Linked DNA regions of Homo sapiens: region 1 is linked to region 2. A link is a contact called in ENCODE Hi-C or POLR2A ChIA-PET data. All regions are on one chromosome and are shown on one strand. Each heading gives the region's core, a stretch centred on a gene start or an enhancer-like site at or near the end of the contact. The rest is flanking DNA. Distances are from core to core; before and after follow the strand shown.

Region 1 (6,183 bases), core at 866-3,365, 310 kb before region 2:
AGGCAAGTTGGAAAGCACTAGTTAAATATTATTTTAAATTTGTTTTAATTATTCAAGCACTTATTAAATGCCTATTTGTTAATGCCTGGCTCAATGCCTGGCACATAGTATGAACTCAGATGTTTGTTGACTGACAGACTTATGACATCATCTGCTGGAATGAAGAAGGTAACTCAAAAATAGGGTGGGTGGTGAGCAGATGTAAGATAACTTGACATTTAAAATTTGCCCTAAATAGGCTGGGTGCAGTGGCTCACACCTATAATCCCAGCACTTTGGGAGGCCGAGGTGAGAGGATCGCTTGAGCCCAGCAGTTTTTTGGTTTTTTGGGTTTTTTTTTTTGAGACAGTCTTGCTCTGTCTCCCAGGCTGGAGTACAATGGTGCGATCTCAGCTCACTGCAACCTCTACCTCCTGAGAGCCCAGGAGTTTAAGACCAGCCTGTGCAACATTATTGAGACCCAGTATCTACAATAATAAAAATAAAAGAAAATTAGCTATGGAGCACCAGGGGTTGGAGGCTGCAGTGAGCCATGATCATGCCACTGCACTCCAGCCTCACTGATGGAGTGAGGTCCTCTCTCAAAAAATAAAATAAAATAATAAAATAAAATTTGCCCTAACGAATCCATCAGGTGCATGAGCTGTAGGCTAATGAGGTTAATCGGTTATACTGTCAATCATCTTAAACCCCACATCCTGGGGGGGGTCTTTCTAAATGGCAGAGAAGCATATACCAACATGGCCTTGCTCATCAAGCCAGGTTCCATCATCTGTGAAGGACAGACACAAGCATGCTCAGCCTCAACCTGGCATTTCTTGAATGGGGCTCTGAGCTAGAAAGTGTGCCAAGGTCAGTACAAAGGAAGCCCCTCTAAAACGGGGCAGAGGAGTTATCAAGAGCCACGATGATGGAGTCACAGCCCTGCCTTCTGCAAGGTGTGGCCGGCTCATTCATTTTACCATTTGGGTATTTCCTGGCACATCCCAGAAGGAGGGCATCCCCTCTTTACCGAAAGGTAAGATCAAGCAACACGATGAGACTAGGGGGTGTTGGTAAGACGGGAACTGGGGGCCGGGAGTCCTGGCTCCTTCCTCTAGCCCTTTTCTTCGCCCCCTCTGAGAGTTTCCACTGGTGACAACATTTACTGTAAATTCTGTGCTCTGAAGAGCCTGGGCAAACCCCGAGGCAGAAGGGAGGGCCACTCTGACCTTCTCCCCGCCTAGAGGCTGGCCCAGCTTTCGGGAAGTGACAGCGGGTCCTTCCTCCCTAAGCAAGCTCTGCTGAGCTCACTCTAGCTCTGTCGTCTGCCTCCCCCTCCCTGGCTTGCAGATCCCAGAGCTCTAGGCAAAGTTTGTAACCGCTGCCTGCTGCCTCTAACCAGAAAACCACCGCCAGTGATAAGAAACTTGTCTTTACCTTGGGAAGCAAGAGTGCTTCCTGCTAGGGCCCCCAAGAAACCTGCCCTGCCAGCCCAGGGACCGTGCAGCCAGCCTGACACTTATGAGAGAAAGGGTTTGACTTCCCTTGCAGGAGGAAGTGGCTGATCTGGGGCCTCGTCCCTCCATGTCCCTGCTATTGCCCAGTCCCCTCTGGCCCTCCTTGGGGCAGTCATGCCCTGGAAAGGGCTCGCCCAGCTGAAGGGACAACTGGCAAAGGTGGCATGAGAGCAGCTGTTTATCCAGAGGTACAACAGTGACATCCCCTAACAATGAGGGCTGGACACCTAGAGCACAGTGAGGCTGGGAGGAAATGCAGCTTCTCCCATATGCATGTCTTCTGCTACTGAGAGGGGTGGGGGTGAGCCTGCATTTGGGCATCCATGTACCCATCTTTCTCCTATTCAGAATTCATCCAGGTCCATCAGACTCCTCACAATAACGCTCTGTGTGGGATAGGGAAGGTCAGCTGTTATTATCCCCACTCTACAGATGAGGACAACTGAGACCCTGGGACAAACCTATGCCACATACCCTCCAAAATGACCACAGGCTGGTGACAGCTGTGCTATAGGATTCACCTCAAGGCACTTGTTTTCTCAGAAGTTCAGAAACTTTGAGTGTTTGATGCAAAGACTCATTGCCCGCGAGGGAGGCGCAGAGCAGGGCTTGGCTCGGGGCCCTGTGTTCCTTCTCTCACACTGACTGCTTCCCCCGAGAGACTGGAGACTTGAGTGGGCAAAGGTCTCCCGAGAACACTAGAAAGTTGGCCAGGTGCTGTGGCTCACGCCTGTAATCCCAGCACTTTGGGAGGCTGAGGTGGGCAGATCACTTGAGGTCAGGAATTCAAGACCAGCCTGGCCAGCATGGTGAAGCCCTGTCTCTACAAAAAATACAAAAATTAGCCGGGCGTGGTGGCGCATGCCTGTAGTCCCAGCAACTCCGGAGGCTGAGGCAGGAGAATCACTTGAACCTGGGAGGCAGAAGTTGCAGTGAGCCAAGATTTTACCATTGTAGTTCAGCCTGGGCAACCCAGCAAGACTCTGTCTCAAAAAACAAAACAAAACAAAACAAAAAAATAAGTCCTTGGCTACCCTGTTGTCTCCCAGGAGAAAGCTGGGTCTCGGTTTTGGTGACCCACACACAACACAACACAACACAAGATCCCTGAGTCACTCACATTCTTCCAATCATAGAGCTGACCATCTGCCTCCTGGGCTGCATGGAGAGGGGGTCACCTGGCCAGATATTCTGGACAAGGGCTGACTCGAGGCCAGACCTTCCTCCAGACACAGAGCCAGGTCCTGAACTCATGACCACGGTGAGCTCCATCAGCGGTAAATGGGAATAGGAACTTGGGCCCTGGTCCTGGCTGGGTGATCCTCAGTGACTCGATTTCCCTATTCAGCTCCAGTTGCCTCACTTTAAAATGGAAAGACTGGACCAAAACAATGATTCTCAACCTCATCCACACACTGGGGTCCCCTGGGGAGCTTTAGCAATCCTGATGCCTGATTCTGATCTAATAGGTCTAAGGTGTAACCTGGCTCAATTTATACGAAAAAGGTGGATAGAAACCAAAATTTTTTTAAAAAAATAGCCTAGGTTAACTTAACTATCATTTATTTGTTTATTTAATTTTTGAGACAGAGTCTCTCTCTGTTGCCCAGACTGGGAGTGCAGTGGTGCAATCTCAGCTCACCGCAACCTCTGCCTCCCTGGTTCAAGCAATTCTCCCCACCTCAGCCTTCTGGGTAGCTGGGGTTACAGGTGCCCGCCAATACACTTGGCTAACTTTTTGTATTTCTAGTAGAGACGGGGTTTCACCATGTTGGCCAGGCTGGTTTTGAACTTCTGACCGCAAGTGATCCGCCTGCCTCAGCCTCCCAAAGTTCTGGGATTTCAGGCGTGAATCATCCATGCCTGGCCAATAACTAACATTTATTGAATACTTCCGTGTGCCAATCACTCTTTTAAGTATTTTATGGTTATCATTACATTTGATATTTTCAACAAACTTGTGTGGTAGAAAATATTATCTCCGTTTTACAGAAGAGGAAAAACAGAGGAACAGAGAAGTTAAGTCACTGGCTCAAGATCACGCAGCTTGGAAGTTGCAGCACCGGTACTTGAATTGAGGCACTCTGGCTTCAGAGTCTGTGCCCTCCATCCTTTCTTGCCTTTAAAGTCTGTTTAAACGTTATACTGTTTGACAGTTCTCTCCTATGAGATAATTCCTCAGCCCCGGTGGCTTTCCAATTTTATCTTCCCTCTTTTCCCACCTCAGGCAAATCCCTCACCTGTGGGGTCATTTGATGCCACCTACCTCTACCATGAACCGCAAGCAGCTTGGGGGTGGCTAAGGAAGAGGCTTCCTGGGGGCGTGGGAACATTCTGGGAAATCCCCTACTGGAGGGGCTTAGGAGGGGGTCACTCACAGAGCGCTTCAACGATGGGGAATCCCCAGGCAGTTCCCTCACCCGCCGGGAGCCATTAGGGACGAAGACCAAGGACAAGGCTGGCATTTCCTAGCTGGGCCCTGGTGGGGACTGTCCAGGCACCCTGAGCAGGGCTGAGGCTTCCTCCCTACCAGCTCCAGTTTAGTGTCTTGGCCTTCTCCTTGCATTTTCTAATCACAATTTCCAGAAGGGTGAAAATAGTCCCTGTGTATTTTCTCCTCAACAGGACATGTAATCATGTATTGGCAGGGTGACCTTTTGGCTCCCACCTACACTTAAGTGGCGTTCGAAGCTTATCCCTCACACCCAGATATATGTTCAGGCTCCATCAGTTACCAGCCCCTGTACGTCACATGCAGAGGGTGGAGCCCGCCATTCCTGGAGCAGGCTTCCAACTGAAAAGTACGACTCTTCCCAAGCAGCGGGAGGATCTAGGCCCACATCTCCCACCATTCCTGGGGAAATTCACCCCAACTGCTGCCTCTCACCTTATGAAAGGAGAAGAAGAATCACCAAACCACAGATCTTTGCGCTGAATAATGCACGTGTGTGATTCTGGAGGAACCTTCACTTTCATGTCTTAGAGCTGAAGCTCTAGGGCCATAAGCACCTTTGCATTTACAGAAGATTGGCCACATCAGCCGTGCCCTCAGGGACCTGTCTAGTCACAGGGTGAAAAGGCTATCGCCTGGTCCTTGGTTTTCAAGACTATGATTTCATTGCCCTCAAATGTGAAAAAAACTATAGTTTGGTTCATTCAGCGTCCATCCCAAACCCCTTCTGCCTTGCCTTCCTCTAGAAAGACTGGGAAAAGAATTGCTAAAAAAAAAAAAAAAAAAAAAAAAAAATTCCAGCTTACCTTACCTTGTAGCTAGGGGTAGCCATGTGACAGAATTCTGACCAAAGATACGTAAGCAGAAGTACCTGATGGGCGGGAGGGAGGTGAAGGCAGAGCTTCCCTTCCTACCAAAAAGGCACAGCCTGCTCATAAGGACAAAGGCTTCCTTCCTTCAACATAGACTGATGCCGAGAGGCTCGGCACCCATCTCACAGCCTAGAGAATGAAAGCCTCATACTGAGGATGGCTGCTTAGAGAGAAGGAGCTTGGTTCTTCCTTGCTGTAGCCTGGTCTCTCCACTTTTGAACTTCTTGTTACATGAGAAAAGTAGGCCATGATTTGTTGATTCCTCATTTGATGGCTGGTCTCTCACTTGTCTCTGAATGCATGCAATCTTGGCTGATACTGATGCTTCGAGTTACAAAGGTTACCACTAGCAAGATTATCAATGTTCAAAACCAAACAACAAAACAAATAATAACTGCCATCAAAGCAAGGGTTTGAATAGTTTGTTTGTTTGTTTGTTTGTTTTTTGAGACCGTGTCTCGCTCTGTCGCCCAGGCTGGAGTGCAGTGGCACGATCTCGGCTCATTGCAAGCTCCGCCTCCCGGGTTCATGCCATTCTCCTGCCTCAGCCTCCCTAGTAGCTGGGACTACGGGCACCCGCCACCATGCCCGGCTAATTTTTTGTATTTTTAGTAGAGACATGGTTTCACCGTGTTAGCCAGGATGGTCTCGATCTCCTGACCTCGTGATCCACCCGCCTCGGGCTCCCAAAGTGTTGGGATTACAGGCGTGAGCCACCGCACCTGGCCGTTTGTTTTGTTTTAAGCCATCAGGCCACTGTATGTGACAGAGTATCTGTGTACTTACCCACACAATTGCCCCACACTCACTCCACACATTCTGCTCACTCCACACATTCTACTCACTCCACATATTCAGGTACAGACCTGATAGGCTGCAAATGTACTGCTTCTGATTCTCAACCCTGGCTGTGCACACTGCCAGCACCCGGAGAGCCTTAAACAGTCTGGATTCCTGGATGCCAGACCCCCAGAGGTTCCAATTTAATTGTTCTGGAGTGGTTGCAGGCATCAAGACTTTAAAAATGCTTCCTAAGTGAGCCAAATGGGCAAAAAATCATGTTCATAGTGGATTCCTTTTAATAATAACATAAGGCCAGGTGCAGTTGCTGTAATCCTAGCACTTTGGGAGGCTTCTTTGGCAGGAGGGTCATTTGAGCCCGGAAGTTTGAGACCAGCCTGGGCAACATAGTGATACCCAATCTTTACAAAAAATTTAAAAGTTAACCAGGCATAGTGGCACACACCTGTAGTCCCAGCTATTTGGGAGGCCAAGGTGGGAGGATCATTTGTGCCTGGGAGGTGGAGGCTGCAGTCAGCCATGATCGCACCACTGCACTCCAGCCTGGGAAAAGAGTGAA
Region 2 (6,700 bases), core at 4,098-6,597:
TAAGGTAACCCAAATAAATCCTGGATTCCCATATAGCCCAGGATCTGTGCAGTATCATTTTCACAAAACAAAACAATATACACACGCATGCGAGAGCACACACACACACACACAATAATCTAATTTTTAATGGCCGGGTGTGGTAGCTCACACTTGTAATCCCAGCATTTTGGGAGTTCAAGATGGGTGGATTACCCTAAGGTCAGGAGTTTCAGACCATCCTGGCCAACATGGCGAAACCCCGTCTCCACTAAAAATACAAAAAATTACCTGGGCGTGGTAACACATGCCTGTAATGCCAGCTCCTCGGGGGGCTGAGGAAGGAGAATCACTTGAACCCAGGAGGCAGAGGTTGCAGCGAGCCAAAATCGAGCCACTGCACTCAATCCTGGGCAACAAGAGCGAAACTCCGTCTCAAAATAAAATAAAATAAAATAATTTTTAAAATAATTCCCATTTTTATTTAAATATTGAGAAAAGCAACAAAAAGGATCTGACAGCAAGCAAAGCCACACTCTGAACTTCCCCTTTCCCTCCTCCAAGTCTTTTTTTTTTTTTTTTGAGACGGAATCTTGCTCTGTCACCCAGGCTGGAGTGCAGTGGTGTGATCTCAGCCCACTGCAACCTCCACTTCCCAGGTTCAAGCAATTCTCCTGCCTCAGCCTCCCAAGTAGCTCGGACTACAGGTGCGTGCCACCACACCCAGCTAATTTTTGTATTTTTATTTTATTTTATTTTATTATTTTTTTTTTTTTGAGACAGAGTCTTGCTCTGTCGCCAGGCTGGAGTGCAGTGGTGCGGTCTTGGCTCACTGCAACCTCTGCCTCCCGGGTTCAAGCGATTCTCCTGCCTCAGCCTCCTGAGTAGCTGGGATTACAGGCACACAACCACACCCGGCTAAATTTTGTATTTTTAGTAGAGACGGGGTTGCACCATGTTGGTCAGGCTGCTCTCAAACTCCTGACCTCGTGATTTGCCCACCTTGGCCTCCCAAAGTGCTCGGATAACAGGCGTGAGCCACCACGCCCGGCCCCCTCCTCCTCTGAGCCCTTTAAAAATTCCAGACACCCATAGATATTGCTCTCCCTCTCTCAACCTCTCCCTTAGCTCTTTATTTTTGTGTCAATTGACCAGCATCTCTGGCTTCTTTTAGTCCTCTCCAATCTGCTCACTCTTTGGCTTCTTCAAGCACAAAAAGGAAGCAGCCGAGGCTGACTCAGTAAGCAAGAATCTGTTCCCCCTTCAAAGTCCAGGCGTAAGGGTTCAGAGACAGTGCGGCTACTCACCCTGCTAGACCGACAGGGCTGTGGGGCTGTGGCGGGTGGGGTGGGGGAGATCTCTGAGGAAAGGACTTTGCTAAAGGAGATAGGAAGGAAGGGGGTGGAGAAATGGAGTGGAGGGAACTTCAAAGTGAAATTTCTGTCGTTGGACAGTTTTTGTCTTTGGCCTACCTTGTACAGTCACCAAGAGTTGAGACCAAGAGCTTATTGAAAGTACACGGTACTTTGTCTTAGTATTCTGTCCACCTTTTCTGTACTCTCTACCGGCTTTCAACCTCTGGTCTCACTATCCCCACTGAACATTGGCCCCACTGAACAGCCCCGCTGCTACTGAACAGGTTTCTTCATGCCCTTTGTTCATGAAGAAACTTTGTTCTTGACTTTCTCTTTCTTTCTTTTTTTTTTTTCTGTTTTTTTGAGATGGAATCTCTCCCTGTCACCCAGGCTGAAGTGCAGTGGCACAATCTCTGCTCACTGCAACCTCCGCTTCCCGGGTTCAAGCAGTTCTCCTGCCTCAGCCTCCCTAGTAGCTGGGATTACAGGTGCACACCACCATGCCCAGCTAATTTTTGTATTTTTAGTAGAGACAGGGTTTCACCATGTTGGCCATCAGGGTCTCAAACCCCTGACCTCAGATGATCCGCCCACCTCAGCCTCCCAAAAGTGCTGGGATTACAGGCATGAGCCACCGCACCCGGCCCCATCTCTCTTTCCATAATGTTCTTTCCTCTCTGCCCTTTCTCCTACCCACTTGTCTCCCTTCTTGGCAGCCTAGAGAACTTAAATTCATTCTTCAGTACTCAGCTCAAAGGTTACCCACCCTGGCACTTTCCCCTTCCCTTCCCTCTCCCCGTCTCGCACATGGTATGCAGAATTCTAAGATGGCCTCCAAGATTTCTGTCTCCTGGTATACACATCTTACATAATCCCCTCTCCTTGAGTGTTGGCAGCATTTGTGAATATGATGGGATGTCACTCTCTTGATTATGGTAAAAAGGATTTTGCAGATGTAATTAAGGTCCCTAATCAGCTGATTTTGGGTTAATCAAAAGGGAGTTTAGTCTGGCTAGGTCTGTCCTAATTAGGGGAGACCTTCAAAAAGGGACTAGGGGCCAGGCATGATGGCTTATGCCTATAACCCAGCACTTTGGGAGGCAAGAGGACCTCTTGAGCCCAGGGGTTGTAGAACAGCTGAGGCAGCATAGGAAGACCCCCATCTCTACAAAGAAAAAATTGTTTTAATTAGCCAGGCATGGTGGCATATGCCTGTAGTCCCAGCTACTTGGGAGGCTGAGCGGGAGGATGGCCTAAGCCCAGGAGTTCGAGGCTGCAGTGAGCTGTGATCGCATCACTGCACTCCAGTCTGGGTGACAGAGTGAAACCCTGTCTCAAAAATAAATAAATAGCCAGGCACGCTGGCTCATGCCTGTAATCCCAGCACTTTGGGAGGCCGAGGCAGGTGGATCACCTCAGGTCAGGAGTTTGAGACCAGCCTGGCCAACATGGTAAAACCCCATCTCTACTAAAAATACAAAATTAGCTGGGCATGGTGGTACATGCCTGTAATCTCAGCTACTCAGGAGACTGACATGGGAGAATCACTTGAACCCAGGAGGTAGAGATTGGAGCAAGCCAAGATCATACCATTGCACTCCAGCCTGGGCAACAAGAGCAAAACTCTATCTCAAAATAAATAAATAATAAAACCCTGAAAACAAAAAGGGACTAGGATCCTCCCTGAAGTCAAAGAGAATTTCCTGCTAGTCTTGAAGAAGAAAGCTGCCACCTTATGAGAGGATGTGTGAAGTGGGCCATGTGACAAAGACTTGAGGGAAGCCTCTAGTTGATAAGAGTGGCCCCTGGTGACAGCTGCCAAGACAACAAAGGCCTCAATCATACAGATGCAAGAAACTAAATTCTGCCAACAATCACGTGAGCCTGGAAGAGGACCTCAACCTCCAGAAAGAAATGCAACCCGGCAGACACCTTGATTGTCAGCTTGTGAGACCCTGAGCAGAGGACTTGGTTCAGCCATACCTGTACCCCTGACACATGGAAACTGTGAGATAATACATTGTTGTTGCTTTAAGCTGCTAAATTGTAGTAATTTATTACATAGTAGTAGGAAACTAATACCACCACCCCTCCCAAGAATTCTTCATCTTCTGGATTCTGTAGCACATTGCACTCATCAGTATTATAACCCTCCCTACACCATATCATACTTATCCCCCACACATCTGCCACCCTACTGTCACTGCAATCCCAGGCCCAGTCTTCTTTGGGCGTGGTACCAAGTATCTGGGAGCTAATAGGTAGGAAGTAATACATGCTTGTTGAATTAATGTCATGCAAACCCAAAATTGGCTGCTATCTCTACTGCCTGAGTATTTTTAACAGAGGTAATCTTTTCTTTTTCTTTTTCTTTCTTTTCTTTTCTTTTTTTTTAGACCAAGTCTCACTCTGTTGCCCAGGCTGGTGTGCAGTGGTGTGATCTCAGCTCACTGCAACCTCTGCCTCCTGGGTTCAAGCGATTCTAGTGCCTCAGCCTCCCGAGTAGCTGGGACTACAGGCGGGAGTCACCACGCCCAGCTAATTTTTGTATTTTTAGTAGAGACAGGGTTTTACCATGTTTACCAGGCTGGTCTCGAACTCCTGACCTCAGATGTTCCACCCAGCTTGGCCTCCCAAAGTGCTGGGATTACAGGTGTGAGCCACCGTGCCCGGCCAGAGGTAATCTTTCTGACATCTTGTGTGTGTGTAGGGCTGGCTCAGTTGTCCATAACATTTTGTATGTACATACATAGATTTAATTATTAATTTAATGAATTCTATAGTAGCCCCTAAAAGAAGATATGGTTTCAGATTTCCCCTCTGGTTTTAGGCTATAACATTTCTCTTGAATGTTCTGAGAATATCAGATCCTCCATGACAATGTCTTTAAAATTGTGTCGAGTAACACTAACCCTTAAATGGGCTGTGGGCAGCTGTCAAGTTTCAGGCCTCAACTCTTGGCAAGACATTGTCTCTCTCAGAGGCCTTTAGAATGTCTCCAAAGCACGCTACAGTGTATCTGCTGAACTGTTAGCCAACAGCCTCTGTATCTCATGGGCAGGTATCAGTTTCACTGTTGTAATATCCCCTCAACAACCATTGCAATGGCCAGGACATGTGGCCTGGCCTGTGGTTCAGAAACATAGTCACTGTAGCCATATATGACCCCAGAAACAGGGAACAGGTCTATGAGGTTGATTTGCCTGATTCCTACTCCACCCCCACATATGTGTATGCACACACACAGACACATACATGCATGTGTGCACACACACCCATATACATGCAGGTGTGCACACACACCCATATACACGCATGTGTGCACACACATGCACCCACCTTATTGGCGCCACTGATAATATAAAATACCTGTAACAAGGGACAGAACTTTTTATTTTTCTATGTGTAAGAAGATTTATGGGGTAAAAGCTCCTGAATAGGCCGGGCGCGGTGGCTCGTGTCTGTAATTCCAGCACTTTGGGAGTCTGAGGCAGGTGGATCACAAGCTCAAGAGATCAAGACCATACTAGCCAACATGGTGAAACCCCATGTCTACTAAAAATACAAAACTTCGCTGGGCGTGGTGGCGCACTCCTATAGTCTCAGCCACTAAGGAGGCTGAGGCAAGAGAATTGCTGGAACCCTGGAGGTGGAGGTTGCAGTGAGCCAAGATCACGCCTGGGAAACAGAGCGAGACTCCAGAAAAAAAAAGAAAGAAGAAGAGAGAGAGCGAGAGAAAGGAAGAAAAAAGAAAGGAAGGAAGGAAGGAAGGAAGGAAGGAAGGAAGGAAGGAAGAGAGAGGAGGGATTTCTCAAGGATCAGCGTATCTAAGCCAAAGGCCTTAGGGGAAGGGAGAGAAAGGAAGTGCGGGGCTTGGCAGGCACCTCTCCCTGCCTTTGATTCAGACATTCCTGGTGCTTACTGGGTGTAGACACTTTTCTCTCAGCCTGCTTCCTTGTAGGCAAAATGGGTGTAATAATCGCACTCACCTCATGGGGTTATTTTAAGAATTATATGAAACAATGCATGTTAGGCAGACAATTCAAGGCTCAGCACACAGAAAGCCACCCTTTAGCTATTACCAGTATTTGACCTGTAATCAGGCTCAAAGAGTGTCTTTTAGGGTCTCAAAAATTGGGTGCAAATTGGCTCTCCTCAGTAGTTGGTGGTTGCTCATCAGGTGTTTAGGACGTCTGCAAAGTAAGGAGGTCTGACAGACTCCTCATTGTAAGCTGTTCCCTAGTCACTCTGCCCCCATACTGGGAGTGGCAAGGGAGGCATTTGGCAAGAAACCCAGCAGTGAGACAATAGGTGTGAAAGATGAACAGGAAGTGTGGTTTGGAAGCAAGTGCTAGCACCAAACCACTCATGGAGAACACCTAATCTGGCTGCTGATTGGGCGCTGAGCCATCACTCATATCAAGCTTCAATGGGAAGGTTTGTATCCATGCCCAAACTTACAGCACACGGACCTTCACCAGGGAGATTGACTGAACTGGTGACCAAGGGCTCCCTTGAGACAGCATGGCCTTTGGCCTTCCAGGTTCAAATCCTAGGTCACTCAGTTACTACCTGAGGCACATTATTTAACCTCTTGGAGCCCCATCTGTCTTATCTTTGAAACAGGCATGGCTGTTGGGAGGGTTAGTGGAGATAACATGGAAAGAGCCTAGCACAGGGCCTGGCCCACTCCACAAATGCGAGCTCCCTCCCATTTCCCCTCCCAGGCATCTGAGACACCCCTCCACCCCTTCCTTGTCTCCTCACTGAAGACAGTTAAGCATGCTGTCTGGGGATGACGCCAGTTCTTGATTATTTGATATTGCCACACATCTGGCCTTATCACTGACTATTGACTATAAGACTGGCTGCCCTCTGCTCCACCTGGCTCCTTCCGGCCAGGTGGCTTCTCCTGACGCACTTGGACAACAGTGAAGGGTTGGGCCAGGTCGCCTGGTGGCACCAGGGTTGATGTGAAAGAGTTTTTCCTCAATATTCCAAACTTAAGAGAAGGAATGACTTTAAAAATGCATATGTATCTGCATGCCTGAAACACACACCTTTGAGAAGTTTCCTTCCTTTGAGTACCCAGACTGCAGTTGTTCTGACAAGTGCCCTGCCTGATCCTCCCTCTGAACACTTTCGTAGTTCCCAAGCTTCTCTTCCAGATAATCTAGGGTTCCTGTTTCTCAGCTCATCTCCTAAATGTTGGGGTTCTAGGAGATTCTGCCGTCAGTGCCCCCACCCACCATGCTCTCTGCATGACCTCAACCACAGCCATACCCTGCTGAGTTCCGAATCCATCTGCCTGGCTCTTCTGCCCACACATCTGCATACACAGCTGCCTCCATTTCCACCTGGTGGTT

The links. A loop is a pair of places that touch in the nucleus more often than their neighbours do. ChIA-PET counts read pairs that join two places held with the same protein, here RNA polymerase II (POLR2A). Pooled maps may share reads with other maps.
Region 1: a loop to region 2 is called in a pooled map, with 5 times the contacts of the local background. The contact joins two enhancer-like sites. A Hi-C loop is called at or near these places in 1 of 168 maps with a recorded cell type or tissue (naive thymus-derived CD4-positive, alpha-beta T cell), 1 of 37 single-sample maps with no recorded cell type and 11 of 50 pooled maps. POLR2A ChIA-PET finds 5 or more read pairs at or near these places in 3 of 52 experiments (CD4-positive, alpha-beta T cell, H1 and PC-9).

What each region holds. Positions count from the first base shown.
Region 1 is chr14:75,537,988-75,544,170 of GRCh38, reverse strand. The region is part of intron 2 of BATF (basic leucine zipper ATF-like transcription factor); the gene reads right to left. Among named protein-coding and RNA genes, the nearest start is that of BATF, 19 kb to the right of the region's middle. RefSeq lists enhancers at 4,567-4,616, 4,907-4,966, 5,037-5,086 and a silencer at 5,317-5,531. Within about 2 kb of position 2,115, at least 24 of the 41 ENCODE cell types and tissues checked have a DNase peak (open chromatin) inside an H3K27ac peak, as active enhancers do; they include CD4-positive, alpha-beta T cell and PC-9, where a contact is called at or near this core.
Region 2 is chr14:75,229,243-75,235,942 of GRCh38, reverse strand. No RefSeq gene overlaps it. Among named protein-coding and RNA genes, the nearest start is that of FOS, 46 kb to the left of the region's middle. RefSeq lists a cis regulatory region at 5,645-6,200. Within about 2 kb of position 5,347, at least 20 of the 41 ENCODE cell types and tissues checked have a DNase peak (open chromatin) inside an H3K27ac peak, as active enhancers do; they include CD4-positive, alpha-beta T cell and PC-9, where a contact is called at or near this core.